Regions from separate parts of the Homo sapiens genome. Here region 1 is linked to region 2. Evidence: chromatin loops called from intact Hi-C (ENCODE). Cell type or tissue: gastrocnemius medialis. All regions are shown on one strand.

The links. A loop is a pair of places that touch in the nucleus more often than their neighbours do. Peaks named below come from ENCODE experiments on the same cell type or tissue, not always from the same donor. Only the 100,000 strongest peaks of a DNase experiment are listed, where the experiment ranks them.
Region 1: a loop joins it to region 2, with 2.2 times the contacts of the local background. A loop is called at or near these places in 2 of 110 quality-filtered maps.

What each region holds. Positions count from the first base shown.
Region 1 is chr11:68,579,878-68,587,877 of GRCh38, reverse strand. PPP6R3 (protein phosphatase 6 regulatory subunit 3) reads right to left here. Exons shown (of 24, transcript NM_001164161.2): 15 at 4,749-4,835. Among named protein-coding and RNA genes, the nearest start is that of GAL, 100 kb to the left of the region's middle. RefSeq lists an enhancer at 3,596-4,096. In gastrocnemius medialis, a CTCF peak has its summit at 3,675 (motif pointing left); DNase peaks (open chromatin) are centred at 3,632 and 6,217; H3K4me3 peaks cover 1,002 bases; H3K27ac peaks cover 6,184 bases.
Region 2 is chr11:68,494,858-68,502,857 of GRCh38, reverse strand. The region is part of intron 1 of PPP6R3 (protein phosphatase 6 regulatory subunit 3); the gene reads right to left. Among named protein-coding and RNA genes, the nearest start is that of PPP6R3, 38 kb to the right of the region's middle. In gastrocnemius medialis, CTCF peaks have their summits at 4,247 and 4,496; a DNase peak (open chromatin) is centred at 4,358; H3K4me3 peaks cover 1,396 bases; H3K27ac peaks cover 8,000 bases.

The DNA of each region.
Region 1 (8,000 bases), 85 kb before region 2:
CTACATACTATTTGCCCATTTGTGTTCCAGAAATCATCTTATTTACATAGCCATAGGGCTATAAAAGTTGGTGTGTTTTTCTAAAAGAAAAATCAAATAATTTCAGACACAATTTGCCAAAAAAGGAAACGTTTGAAATTTGGTCTACAAATCATTCTAATGCACATGTCACTGTAAGAAACACTATGTGACCACTCTGTCCTCTATTGTGAATTATCTTTAGAGAGAGGTTTGGATTAAGCCTAGTTTAAAGTGATCACATGACATGGAACAGTCTGAAATTATAAGGTGTATCAGTCACCTCTGGACACAACCAACTTTATCCTAAGATCCAACAAGTGGTGACCACCCCCTCCCTCCTTGCCACCTCCTCCACCCCCAATCTACTACAGCAAAATCACACCAGAGGAAAACCGACTGATGAACACAAGCATAATCCTAGAAACAAAATGTTCAGGGACATTTCATTTCTTTTTTTAAAAAAATTAAGTCTTAGAGGCTGGGAAGAATATAAAACGAAAATAATTTCTACCCTACCTACCTTATGAAGAGAGTAAACGTTTGACTATTTATCCAAAATCACTCTGAAAAGTCTCTAACACTAGAAGACCCACAGAGGAGCCAGTTCTGTTTCCTTAACACCAAATCTAGAGAGTACCAGACTTGTTCGGGTTTTTAGTTGAAAATGTGGGGGGGGGGGGTGTTATAATGGACCCCAGGAAAATGTTGATATTCTAATTTAAAACAAGCAGGCCCAAAGAAGCAAGTGAAATCAGCAAGTATGTTCTTACGTATTAATCAGGAGTAAAGAACATATGAAGACAAACTAGTGCCACCTCCTCATTCTAACCCAAACAATAAATACAGTGACCAGAGCTGCATACAGATGAGACTGCCGTTTTCTGTGGGTGAGCCCATGAGGGGCAGGGAGGCGGCTGTTGGCTCAACTGAAGGCATCACTCCCACTGGCATTTGCTGGGAAGGAGGCAGCTGTAACTGTATTAAACCACCTTCTCCTTGGTTCCACATATGGGCAGAGCCTCCAGATTCCACCTTGCAGATGTACACTGCAGAAATGCCTCTACCATTAATTCCTGATTACTCATTCTGGTGGCAGGGAATTATGGCATGGATAATTATTGCAGATAATTTAAAAATAAACCTTATATTAGGCTTTGGAAGGTATCTATACTGCTTAGGTCTGAAGAAAAGCTCTATATGTCTAGTTTGACTAGACAGAGAGAACCCAAAACCTCCCTTGTCGCTCATGCAAGACAACAGCACACCCACTGCCCCTCTGCTCACTCCCACTTTTGTGCTGCCCCCTTTCTTGCCCCCAGAGGTGATATTAGATGAGCACATGGGGGCAGGGAGCAGGGGGCAGCAAGCGACTGGCTGTGGAATGGCCACTTGGTAAGGCATGGAGTGTAAACCAAGGCTGAGCACGGGGGTCTGGCTGAAAGCAGAAGGGTAGGGACAAGTCCTGGGCTGCTGAGCTGAGTTCTGGACCTATGAATGGACAATGACAGCCAGCATTAATATTAATTACATCAAAAAGAAATCAGTTCTTCTGAACTGCAGCTTTATCTTTTATGAGGCAAAACAGATGCTCAGTACCTCAAAGATCTGGTAAAGAACCATGAAGTGATTCTGTTGAGTAAGCAGCATGAACCACGCTCTGAGTTTATCTACAGATCAGAAATGTGGTCACGTGAGGGAAAAGTTCCCTCCCAATTGTTTTATTTTTCCCCTCCAAAAAAAAATTTTTTTTAAGAGACAGGGTCTTGCCATGTTGTCCAGGCTAGACTCAAACTCCTAGACTCCTACCTCCTAGTAATCCTCCTACCTCAGCCTCCAGAGCAGCCAGACTACAGGTGCATGCCATCGCAGCCAGCTCTCTCAAAACTGTTATACCTCTAGTGATCCTAATGTGATTCTCCTGGGTGTAAAGGGGAAGAAATATTCCCCAAAATGTTGTTATATTTTAAATGCTTCAAAAATAGAATGCAAATACTAAATATGAATGTATACATACATACATGTACATACAGAATACATATACAGATATATATTTATCTATTCATCCATCTGGAGAGATACATAGCAACTGACACAGACACTAGTAACTTCCATGCAATAATGCACAGAAAAAAGGAAAATGATCAGATGTAATCCTCATTAGTTCTAAGTCAATTACAGCTTCTAGCAAAGAACTTCACATTTCAAATCTCATTTTTACTAATAAAGCTACCAAAACTTACAAATATATGTAAGTGAAGACTGTTATTGTATCCTATTTAAAGGTATATAAAAAGTGCTTTGAACTCTGAGAAACCTATATCTGGAAAGCACAATATAGCTGTATAATTATTTTTAAAAAGCACACTTTCCTAGTACTGTCATCCTGGCCAAAGTCAGAAACTGTTCAAGTCACTGAGAAGTGAGCCAACCACTTTAAGCAAATCTCTTAACAGTAATGCCACCCAGGCAACAGAAACTACTGGTCAACTAAATGTGGCCTAATTGCCTACCAGCAAGCCCGTATGTGATGTGAGGTAGTGGGAAATGATGAGTCAGTGTTTCAGAGCCCATATGCGGCAGTCAGTCTGAATTCTCCAGACCTCCATGGGGGCCTCACCCTCCAAACTCTATAAGGCAGAATCAGGGAGGTGGGGAGTCAAACACCAGACTTTAGGAGACCAGACAAGGCTAAAGGGAGAAGCAAATGGGCAGGGCACAAACGCCTGGAGGCACTCCCCACTGGTGACGTGGCTGGGTTACCTGGTTAAATTATCTGCCCTGAGCTCTCTACATTCGGGGACTTTATCAACATGATGCCCAACCTCAAACGTGAATGAGAACTTGAAGTTCAAGTCTACAAACTAATATTCTGATCTTAATGGAGGCTATGATGAAACTCTAATAAATTAACCAAGACCTTTTTTGCATTCTCAAAATTTTAAGAAGTGCTTTGGAGTGTATTTATTTTCAAAATGATCCATGATTGGTTTAAACATGCAAAGAAAAATGTACTGGAAGCTTGTCAATCAGAAAAGAGTAATTATTCTTCCACTTTGAAAAGTTCATATGAAGTGGGTAAATTCTGCAAGCTAAGAGCTTGGCAAGGGCTGTTGTAAGTTAGTTTTGTGAATGAAATGGCTTCGTACGCACGTGAGCTGTCGGTCAAACAAACAAAATAATGTAAGAAAACTCTCCCCAGAACAGGTATGACCCTGGAACCAGATATCATGAGAAATAAAGGAATCCACTTTCCAAATGCCTAAATTTAACCAAATCTAGACTAAATTGACAGCCGAAGTTCCAAGTTTATCATTATTACTAGTAAGGTGTTCTTTTTCTTAAAGCTGTATTTCAACAGGTACAAAATTACCTTGATAATTTACATTTGATATCATCAAGCTTCATTCTAGGGGTGGACCAATGTACAGCACTCAGGTTCATGGCCAACTGGGTGGACTATTTCAGTACTCTACAGGTGCCTCAGTGGAGGGAGAGCCCATTGTCCAGGTGCTTCCTGGGACAATACCAGAGCGCTCTGGGAAAAGGGCTGCTTGCAGGCACGAGGGCTCACAATGAGCCATGGTGGGCCACCGCCACGGCCCGTGCAGCCTAATAGCAAGCCAAGGCAGGAAGCTGTGAGAGCTGCTCAACAGTGCCCCCTAGGGACTGGCTACTTCCTGACCCTAACCTCCGGAAATCTGCTGTCAAAGGCAGAAGTGTCAAGAATCAACAGAGAAGTCAGCCAAATGCTGAAATGCTACTTCAGACCTATTTGGGAAAGGTAAACTCTAAACTGTCTGAGTATTAAAATCAAACAATTGCTTAGCTCAACCAATACTGGAATATGACAGGTGTAAGACTTACAAGCCAAAAGACAGGGCCAGCATAAGCATGTGAAGCTTCATCTAAGACGAAGCTTAGAGACTAAAAAAAAGAAGCCAAGCAACAACATTCTGTGCTGGGTGGGAAGGTGTCCCCGTTAATTCTATTGCTGCACCAAAGCAACATGTAAGCCAAGGCATTCTGGTCCTGGCTAAGGACAACTTCTCCATATGAAAAGCTGATAGCCTGCAAAAGGGCTTCTGTTTTTCACTCCCATACCTAGTAGAGAAGTGAAATCATTTGTCACTTCTCCAAGAACTAACAATGGATGATAAATCAGTACATTTATTATTCATATCGAGGCTTTCCCCCACAAAGATTATAAGCAGGTGGTAAAGGGAGATGATAAATTCAGGGGCAGGCAGAGAGGGGTTGCAATGAATTACTTCAACTAAAAATTTACTTTAGATGTAACTATAATAGAACTTACATCAGGGGTATTCGTGAGAGTTTACTTTTACTTACATTTTAAACGTCTTATTTCTATTATTTTTACCAGCAGATCTCTACTACACAAATCTTTAAGCAACAACTCAACTATTGTAAAGGTCTGTGTAACAAGCATGTGTGAGATGCCTTCTTAACTATTCAGTTCATTCAAATCTTCTGAAAATGTACTTGACTCATCACTGTTATCAGGGATGGAACAATCCCTTGAAACATAACCAATACAAATCTATCTTTCATTTACCCAGCACTTCCTATTTTAAATGCTTTGGTCTAACTAATAAGTAACCCCAAATCACATTCTAATACATAATCTGACTCTGAAGCTGATTCATAAAAGGCAACTAAACTAAGCATTTAAAATAAAAACAAAAAGCAAAGCTTTAGGCGTGACTCACTTGCTGCAAAGAAGAATCCTGTGAGAAACCCGTTTCTTTAAAGTCAATTTCATCATCACTGGATGAATGAATATGGCAGGTTGTAACCTATATGCATAAAAATGTAAAAGACTATTTAACATAGAAAAGTTTTGGACATTTGTATCAGCATTTTTATGGAAAAATCACATTTAGTTTTTTTCTCAACGTGTAACAGAAAAAAATGAAAGTCAGTCACAGTTAAGCTGCCAAACCCGCCCAATGTGTCAAGGGCACCCTTCCTTCCCTCGGGCCAGGCTGCTGCCCTGCCACTCCCTTCTAGTTATTCCACTCCTCACTACTGACATCGCCAGAAAACAGACAAGAAGAAAGGTGAGTTACTCCATTTAAGTGATTTTGATAATCACCTCCAATTAAATGTTTACAAAAAGAAAGACAGAGGTAATGGCACAGATGAAACACAGAAACCCTTTCTATGTACGGGGCCTGCAGGGTCCAACTGCAATCCCCAGGGATTACCAGTGCGCCAGTGCGCCACTCAAAAGGTCAGGTTTAAATATAACCATTTCAAATTCTTGGACTTCCTGCCCACACTAAGAAAACCACTGTCTAGTAGTACTAAATGTGACTTGAGTCGACAGCTTCCCACTCACAAAAGACCCCAAATCATCTACCCTTGAAAATGTGCACCCTGCCCCCAGAACTTACAACCAACTTTCAGTAATTAAGCAAAAACACAAACATGAACTGCTCACCAATTCATCGTTAAGTGATTTTTATTAATTACAAATGTCACACAATATTTGGGGGAAGCATTAACAATTAGAAATCAGATAAACAAATAATTAAGTACAGCACTAATAGTAGTGATTGCTATATGGCAAGGGATAAACATGGACAGTTTGTAAACTTCTAGAAAGAAGTACTATATTTCTGCGGGTAACTTACACTGTATTCTCTGAGCTGTTTATTCTGTACTTTTCACAGAAGTGTTTTGGGCAGGGAATGTCATCTTAGGGAAGACACGGGCTGCTGCTACCTGCCAACTCATGAGGCTGTACCTAACTGGCCTGGTCTGTTTTGCGAAGTTGTTCCAACACTGGTTCAATAAACCCACAGTAGAATTCAAATAGGTCTGTATAGGGTATGTCTTGTAAAATTCTGAGCAAATCACTGCCTGAACAAGATGAATCTCCCTTCCTTTCCCCAACCATCTTTGGTAAAGACACCAAGCCTGGATGAAATTAAGCTGTGATAACCCAGTGTTTCCAGTTATTTCACTCTCCATCCTCTCAAAGGTATAGATAAAGCACTCCCATTCTGTTTGTGAATCTGGCCTGATGAAATCAAAGGTAGATTCCGTGATCAAGGAACGGCACCTGCTTGAGTCAAGAGTGGCTTTAGTGAGTTACTGGGTAAAGATGTGGGCATGGGGATGTTCCAGGAAAGCCTTGCCAGAGTGTAGAGGAGGAGTGGGAATACTGCTTGGTCATGGCAGCTGGCATCTCACAGGACTATGTTAAAGAGCAAGTCAAGTGGTTGTACTGCAGTGCACTCAAGAGGAGCTTCGGGCCACTTGGCTGGCAAGCCAGCACACATATCATGCTGGGCCAGTGTGTTTTAGGGGTGTAACCCCATGGTGGGGCACAGAAATAGAAGGCCATGCAAAGAACTGAGCAAAATAGGACAAAACAGAGTTGGCGACTCTTAGCCAAGTCTTGCTGTCTAAGTTAAAATAGGATTCGATGTATCCTCATTCACACTTTCGCTTTTTCCTACAAAATAAGATTTTAACACTCTTTAATTAAAGATGAGAAAGAAACTAACTTTTATTGAACTACTATGTGCCAGACATTGTGACCTCCCCTTCGCATGTTCTACTTAAACTGGATCCTCAAAGCAATACTAGAAGATATTTAAAAAAGCTTTCTCCAAAATGAAACTAGTTTTAGCAACTTATTAGTAACACAATGCACACACATCTTCATAATTACATTAATGGAAGATGTGAGTCTGATTCTACCTACACCATCTGAGTCTGAAATCATTAACAAAATGAGCTAAAAAGATGATCTACCTAGGCTGGGCGCAGTGGCTCACGCCTGCAATCCCAGCACTTTGGGAGGCCGAGGCGGGCGGATCACGAGGTCAGGAGATCGAGACCATCCTGGCTAACATGGTGAAACCCCGTCTCTACTAAAAATACAAAAAATTAGCCGGGCACGGTGGCGGGTGCCTGTAGTCCCAGCTACTCAGGAGGCTGAGGCAGGAGAATGGTGTGAACCCAGGAGGCGGAGCTTGCAGTGAGCCGAGATCGTGCCACTGCACTCCAGCCTGGGTGACAGAGCAAGACTCTGTCTCAAAAAAAAAAAAAAAAAAAAAAAAAAAAAAAAAAAAAAAAAAAGATTATTTACCCATGGGGGAAACTTGCTAATCAGAATCCCATTGGTTCATTATTCAGATGTATACAAAACTGAATTCCTGATCTACACTTCCAAACACACTCCTTTTGAGGCATCTTCAGCTCAGTCACTGCCACCTTCACTCTTCTTCAACTAGAAACCTCGGTCATCTTGTTTCCTCCAGCCCACCCACCATGTCCACTCTACCTTCAAAATGGAGCCAAAATCCCTCTCCAGACCCATCGCCCTTCACCAAGTCTGTTATCAGCTCCCCAGTGCAAGCCAGCACTCCCCTCACCTGGACTAATGTCACAGCTGGCAGTTCCCCAGTCTCCCTCCTCCTAGCTCTTGCCCCACCTAGCAGTCTGTTCTCAACCCAATAGCCACAGCCATCTTTTAAAAATATACATCAAGGTATGGCACTTTTTAGTTCAAAACCTAACAAATTCTCATTAGATCAAAATTACCATAGACTAAAAAGCTGTAGAAAATCTGGCTGTTTGGCGCCTTTCTGGCCTCAAGTCCTTCTGTTCTCTCCTTTGCTTACTGTTACATCCACACGGGACAACATGCAAGTCCCTGCACACACTAGGAACAACCCAAATTCGAGTCCTCTGCATTTTGCTCTTCCCTCTCCACTCCACAAATGCACCTTCCCAGTGAGATTTTCCTTGACACCAGATTTTAAACTGTACACCTGCCCCAAAGACTCCCTAACTCCCTCCCATGCGTTGGCTCCTTAGCACTTACCATCTGAAACACGCGCAGTCATGCATTGTTTCATGACAAGGATACATTGTGACAAAGGCAATTCTGTCATCATGCGAACATCATAGAGTTCACATGGTAGAGCCTACTGCAGACCTGGGCT
Region 2 (8,000 bases):
TAGTAGACATTTCCCTTTGGTTATCTCACAAGCACATGGTATTTAATCTCCAAAATGGAGCTTTTGCTCTCCATCACAAGCTGCCCATCCAACCAAACCTCCTCTTCACCATGCCCTCCCCATCTCAGTAAAAGGCACACCCTAGTTGTGAAAGGCAGCCTGGAAAACAGCCCTGGCTCCTCTTTTCCCTTCCAATCCAATTCACCAAAACATTGTCAGTTCCGCCTTACACTTTCCCTTCTCTGCATCTTTTGCCACAACCTGGAATAAGGTAAACTGGAGTGTGCATTCATCCATAAAGATCTTTTAAGATACCCTTTGGACACAGCTTCCTAATTCATCTCCCAGTCTCCTCTGGCCCCTCCAACCCACTGTTTACTTGGGTTCTTGGTTAGCGCCCCCTGCAACTCCCATGTGAGCATGAACAATAATGATAATAATTCTGATATATGCTCTGTACTATGGTGGCCACATACGGCTTTTGAGCACTTGAAATATGACTAGTTTCATCTAAGAGGTACTAAGAGTATAAAATATGCAATGGATTTCAAAGATTTAGTATAAAAATGTGAAAACATCTCAATTTTCCTACTGATTATATGTTGAAATAATATTTTGGACATAATGGGTTGTATAAAACATATTAAAATTAATTTTATGCGTTTTTTACTTTCTTCATGTGGCTATTAGAAAATTTAAGATTACATACATAGCCTGCATTGTCTTTCGTAGAAACACTGTCCTGAGCATTTCATGAGGGTACCAGCACCATGTCCATCATCTTTAACCATGTACACAGTAAATCCTCACTTAATAGTGTCAACACGTTTTTTCAAACTGCGACTTTAAGCAAAACAACATACAGCAGGTTCTTGAATAACACCATTCCATTATAACACTGATGAGGCAGACAAAACTGGTTCAGTTCTATGTCATTTTGCTTAAGTTTGCAGCTTCCAAGAACCTGTTAATGGTGTTAAGTGAGGACTTACTGTATGACCAAAGCACAGGAAGCGCTAGGACTGGCACCGGGTAGGCACCCAAGGTATCTGCTGAATGAATTAGTGGCCAAAAATTGGTATCATTTACATACATTCACTTATAAACAAAACATGAAAAATTTAATTATTACTTGAAGTTGAATGATACTTTAAAAATACAGTTGGAATTAAGAAAACAACTCTTTCAGTTTAAACTCTGGATACACACGCATTTTAAGAAATAATTTGAAGGCTGGGCACAGTGGCTCACGCCTGTAATCCCAGCACTTTGTGAGGCCAAGGCGGGCAGATCACTTGAGGCCAGGAGTTCAAGACCAGCCTGGCCAACATGGTGAAACCCCATCTCTACTAAAATTACAAAAATCAGCCAGGTGTGGTGGTGCGTGCTTGTAATCTCAGCTACTCAGGGGGCTGAGGCACGAGAATCATTTGAACCTGGGAAGCAGAGGTTGCACTGGCCGAGATCCCGCCACTGCCCTCCAGCTTACATGACAGAGTGAGACCCTGTCTCAAAATAATACTAATAATTTGTCTACTTCTTCAATGTGCAGGGTTAATCACATTGTAATTTATTCTTCTAACTTTTCATCATGAAAGTTTCTGTTAGAAAAGAAAGAGACTGGAGAACACTACAAATTCAATGTTAACCCACAAAGAACTTAAGAATTTTGAGTTATCAACCCTTAACATATTGTTCATCACAACTCCAAAACTGGCAACAAGAGAAGGAAAGCCAGCAGACAGCACGAGGAGAAAACAAGTAGACAATAAACATGAAAAAACTAACAACAGCAAAATCCATGCTAACGATGCCCTGCAACATTCTGAACTGCCAGTGAGGGCGTGATGCACTCAAGATGACCAGACTGCCACTGGCCTCCCGTACACACAGAAAAGGAAGGCGGCGGAAGTGCCTTCCAAAATGAACCCTCACCCTTCAAGTATTGAACAGCTCTGGTCTAAATGAATTTCAATGTGATTTAGGTTAGAAGCCCTTAAAAATTTCAGTTTAGCTCCACATTCAACCTCCAGAGACAGATCACAACCAAAGAAACAGCACCATTTTCAGATAAAAGTTTTAGGCTGAGCACAGTGGCTCACGCCTGTAATCCCAGCACTTTGGGTGGCCAAGGCAGGCAGATCACGAGGTCAGGAGTTCAAGACCAGCCTGGCCAAGATGGTGAAACCCTGTCTCTACTAAAAATACAAAAATTAGCCGGGCGTGGTGGCACGTACCTGCAGTCCCAGCTACTTGGGAGGGTGAGGTAGGAGAATTGCTTGAACCCAGGTGGTGGAGGTTGCAGTGAGCTAAGATCACACCACTGCACTCCGGCTTGGGCAACAGACTGAGACTTCGTCTCAAAAAAATAAAAAAGTTTTAAAGTGAAAGTCCAACAAAGTGTATTCTCCAAGAGAAACTTCCTCAAGATCCAACTACCAGTGCACATAAAACAGAGGCTACACAACACTGTGGGGAATACCACAAAACAAAAGAGCCCAGTCCTCCCACAAATGGAAGGCATGGTGGGAGAAGAGCAAAAAATGAGGAACCCATATACAAAAAAAAAAAGGTAGGTCTTATTTGGATCCTGATTTGCCACTGCCAAAATTAGAAAATCACACAAAAAAGTTATCACATGAAACTAGAACTTTCAAGTCTAAGTATTGAATAATATCAAGCAAATGTGTGTTCATTTTATTTTTAAGATGTGAGGCTTTGTGGTTGTTACGGTTAAGAGTCCTTATTCTCTGAGAACATATACTAACATATTTATAGAAGAAGCAATAATTATTTGAATATCTTCAAAATATAATGGACAAAATTGACAATAAAGAAAAAAAGATTTAATAGAACTCCTTCACCTCAAAAGACAGAATGAGGACCCACAGAATAGGTAAAGATATTCACGATATATACATCTGACAAGAGATGCCTGTCCAAAATACAAAAATCCTACTAACTGTTGTTTTAAAATACATCTCAGCTGGGCACAGTGGCTCTTGCCTATAATCCCTAGCACTTTGGAGGGCCGAGGTGGGAGGAATGCTCAAACCCAGGAGTTTGAGACCAGCCTGGGAAACATGGCAAAACTCCAACTACAAAATATACAAAACTGAGCCGGGTGTGGTGGTGCGCGCAACTGTGGGCCCAGCTAGCTACTCAGGAGGCTGAAGTGGGGGGATCCCTTGAGCCAGGAAGGTCAAGGCTGCAGTGAGCTATGATCGCACCACTGCACTCCAGCCTGGGTGACAGAATAAGACCCTGTCACTTTTTTAGAAGTCCACAATGTGCCTCTCTTCTAACAAACAGAACATGGCAAAGCTAGATGCTACGTGACTTCCAAGACTAGGTCACAAAAATGATAGCTTCCACTTAGGGGCTCTTTCTCTTGAATCACTCTCTCAGTGGGAAGTTATCACCATGTCCTGAGAACAGGAAACTCAGACATCCCTGGCAAAAGCCGATGTGAAAACGACCTGAGGTCTCCCACCAACAGCCAGAACCAGAACCTACTTGCCAGGCATGTAAATGAGCCACCTTAGAACAGATCCTCCAGCGGATCCATGAAGGCTTCAGAGGGCTAATCACACCCAAGCCAGAAGCAGACAACCATGCCACTCCCAAGTTTCTGACTCCCAGAAACTGCAAGATAATGTTTATTGCTGTTTTAATCCACTACGTTTGGGGATAATTTATTATGCAGCAAAAAATAGAAAGGTAATAAAAACAGAAAAAAGATAATAGAAAAAAAAAGGCTTAAACATATGTTTCATAAAAAAGGATATCCAAATGACCAATAAACGTATGACCTCACTACTGTAAATTAAAATTGCCCTAAGTAAGACATCTCTACACAGCTACCAGCATGGCTAAAATGAAAAGGATGAAATACTGGAGAGGATCCAGAGTAAGTGGAACTTTCACACACTGCTGATGGAAGCCTAATTTGGTACAATAGCTTTAGTAGATGCCACTACTATACATATACCTCTATGCCCTAGCAATTTCACCCTTAGGTATACTGAACAACAGAAATGCATACGTATGTTGTTGACCAAAAGATACAAACTGAATGTTCAGAGCAGCAATATCTGTAACAGCCCAAAACTACCATCTATCCAATGTCCATCAACAACAGAACAATTTCATATGACAAAATTTTGTGAAGCAACAGTAACAAATAATCAACTGTATGCAATGACTTCAGTAATTTTACAAACAATGCCAAGAGAAAGACACAAGAGTACCTACTGTAAGACTCTATTTAATAGAAACAAAACTGGGCAAAACTAATCAGTGCTGTTAGCTGTTAGAATACCGGCTGCCCCTAGAGAGGGTGTGACTGGAAGTGGACACAAGGAGACATGTGATGGCTGCTTGCCCAGGTGGATTTCAGCTTATGAAAATCTGCTTATTGTATGTACTTTTCCGTATTTCTATTGTGATTCAATAGAGTTTTTAAATAGTAATAATATAGAAGAGAAGTGGGAAATGGGGAAGTTAAGTGGGACAAGACTGGCCTTGAGTGTATGGTTGTTAGAGCTGGGTAACTGATAGTTTCATTATACTGTTCAATTTCTGCATGTCCAAATTTACCCCTAATAAAACAAGTTTTAAAATGTATTAACATAAAACTGACTGGAACTGCTGGTAAAATAGCAACTGGGGTAATTTTTCTGGCCACTGATAACAAAAAGGTGTTAAAATCTATATACCCCTTGGTCCAATTATTCTTTTATTCTAAGGTGTTTATACTGAGCACAAAGTCATATATAATAATGTCCAAAGAGCTTATAATAGAAAAAGAAATGTCTAAATATAGAGGAAGATGACACTGTGGGGAAAACCACAGAACAAACTATCCAGGTCATCCACAAATACATGGTTCCTAAATATCCAACAATAAACAACAATGATCTCATCTGAACCAAGGTTCTTTTATCTATCCAGTGAAATAGTCATTAAAAATGAGGCAATCAAAACTCAGAAAAAAACACAGGAGTTAATCTTTGTGGCCACGGATTAGGCAAAACTTTCTTAGATATGACACCAAAAACACGAGATAAAAGAAAAATAAGATAAATTGCACTTCAAATTAAAAGTTTTCATCCTTCAGTAATAACACCATCAAGAAGTGAAAAGAAAACCCAAAGAATGGAATATTGACAAATCATATTTCTGATAAAAGATTTATGTACAAGGTTGGGCGCAGTGGCTCATGCCTGTAGTCCCAGCATTTTGGGAGGCCGAGGCAGGCAGACCATTTGAGCCCAGGAGTTTGAGACCAGCATGGGCAACGTGGTAAATCCCCGTTTCTACAAAAAATACAAAAAAATCAGTCAGGCGTGGTAGCATACGTCTGTAGTCCCAGCTACTCAGGAGGCTGAGGTGGGAAGATCACCTGAGCCCACGAAGTCGAGGCTGCAGTGAGCAGTGATCGCAGCACTGCACTCCAGCCAGGTGACAGAGTGAAACCCTGTCTCAAAAGACAGGAATACAGAGGCCGGACGTGGTGGCTCATGCCTGTAATCCCAGCACTTTGGGAGGCCGAGATGGGCGGATCACGAGGTCAGGAGATCGAGACCATCCTGGCTAACACGGTGAAACCCCATCTCTACTAAAAATACAAAAAAAAAAAAAATTAGCCGGGCGTGGTGGCGGGCACCTGTAGTCCCAGCTACTCGGGAGGCTGAGGCAGGAGAATGGCGTGAACCCGGGAGGCGGAGCTTGCAGTGAGCCGAGATCGCACCACTGCACTCCCGCCTGGGTGAAAGAGCGAGACTCCGTCTCAAAAAACAAAACAAAACAAACAAACAAACAAAAAAATTAGCCGGGCGTGGAGGTGGGCACCTGTAGTCCCAGCTACTCGCGAGGTTGAAGCAAGAGAACGGCGTGAACCTGGGAGGCGGAGTTTGCAGTGAGCCGAGATTGCACCACTGCACTCCAGCCTGGGCAACAGAGCAAGACTCTGTCTCAAAAAAAAAAAAAAAAAAAAAAAAAAGACAAGAATATGGAATAATTAAGAAACTCCTACAACTTAGTAATAAAGACAAACAACACAATTTTAAAATGGGCAAGCGAGGCCAGGCACAGTAGACTGCTGTAATTGTAATCCCAGTACTTTAGGAAGCCGAGGTGTGTGAAGTGCTTGAGGCCGAGTTTGAGACCAGCCTGGCCAACATGGCAAAACCCCGACTCTACTAAAAATACAAAAATTAGCCAGATGCGGTGGCACACACCTGTAATCCCAGCTACTCAGGAGGCTGAGGCACAAGAATTGCTTGAACCCAGGTGGCAGAGGTTGCAGCGAGCTGAGATTGCACTACTGCACTCCAGCCTGGGTGACAGAGTAAGACTGTCTCCAAAAAAAAACCAAATGAGGCAAGCGCAGTGGCACACATCTACAGTCCCAGCCACTAGAGAGGCTAAGGCAGGAGGACTGCTTGAATCCATGAGTCCCCGTCCAGCCTGGACAATACAGAGAGACCCCGTCTCAAAAAGGAAGGAGGGATGGGAAGGGATGGGAAAGGCTGGGCATGGTGGCTCACACCTGTAATCCCAACAACTTTGGGAAGCCAAGGCGAGAGGAGAGAATCACTTGAGCCCAGGAGTTCAAGACCAGCCTGGACAACGTAGTGAAACCTTGTCTTAACAACAACAAAAAAAAAAAAAGAAAAGAAAAGAAAAACACAAAAAAATTAGCCAGAGATGGTGGCATATGCCTGTGGTCCCAGCAACTTGGGGGGCGGAGGTGGGAGGATCACTTCAGCCCAGGAGGTCAAGGCTATCATGCAGTGAGCTGTGACTGCACCACTGCACTCCAGCCTGGGCAACAGAGTGAGACGCTGTCTCAAAAAACAAAAGTGCTGGCATGGATATGACAAAATCAGAATCCTTACACATTGCTGGTGGGAATGTAAAATGGTGTAGACACTTTGGAGAATAGTCTCACAGTTTCTCAAAAGGATAAACACAGAGCTCCATATGACCCAACAATTCTACTCCTAGGTATGTATCCAAGAGAATTGAAACATACTTTCACAGAATAATTTGTACATAAATGTCTACAGCAGCATTATTCATAAAAGCCAAAACTCAGAAACATCCAAGTATCTATCAACTGATGAATGAATAAATAAAAGGTAATATTCCCCACATAATGAGTATTATTTGACAAAAGAAAGAAATGAAGTACTCATACATGTTACACAGATAAATCTTGAAAACATGGCTAAGAGGGAAAAAGCTAGTCCCAAAAAAGGACCACGTTTGTATGATTCCATTTATATGCCCAGAATAGGCACATCTATAGGAACAGAAAGTACAGTAGTGGTTGCCTAGGTCTAGCGGGATGAGAGAAAAATGAGAAGTGATTACTAACAGGTATAGGGTTTCCTGTGGAATAATGAAAATATTCTAAGTGATTGTGATGACAGTTGTACAACTCCATGAATATACTAAAAAACATTAACTTGTATGCGTTAAGTGGGTGAGTTATGTCTCAATAAAGCTGTTACAAAACAATAATGCAATCTATATTTGCAAAGGAAGGTGCTAAGAAAAGATTGTTTTTTAAGGGTTTTAGCATCTGTACTTTGCTTTACCAAATGTATTCACACATTTGCATTTGACCCTCACAATCTTGTATTGTAAGTTATATCATCTTTTACAAATAATCTGAGCTGGAGAGACAGTAACTGATCCAGGTAACACAGTAGGGAAGTGGCTAGGGAAGAACACACAAATGCCACCCTATTTCCATCATGCTACTGCCTCCCAAATTATGAAAAGTAAACTTTATGGTACATCACAATGGCTACTACTTTTACAGAGGATCTCATATGTGCCAGGCAGTTCTTAAACATTTTTGAGCCTGGCACTTCACAGGCACTGAAATATTTATTGAACAATTTTCACTTATTTCTCATAACTCCATTTATAGCTGATGACACTAAGAAATTAACTGTATATTGTAAAAACAAACATAAAATTTGTTT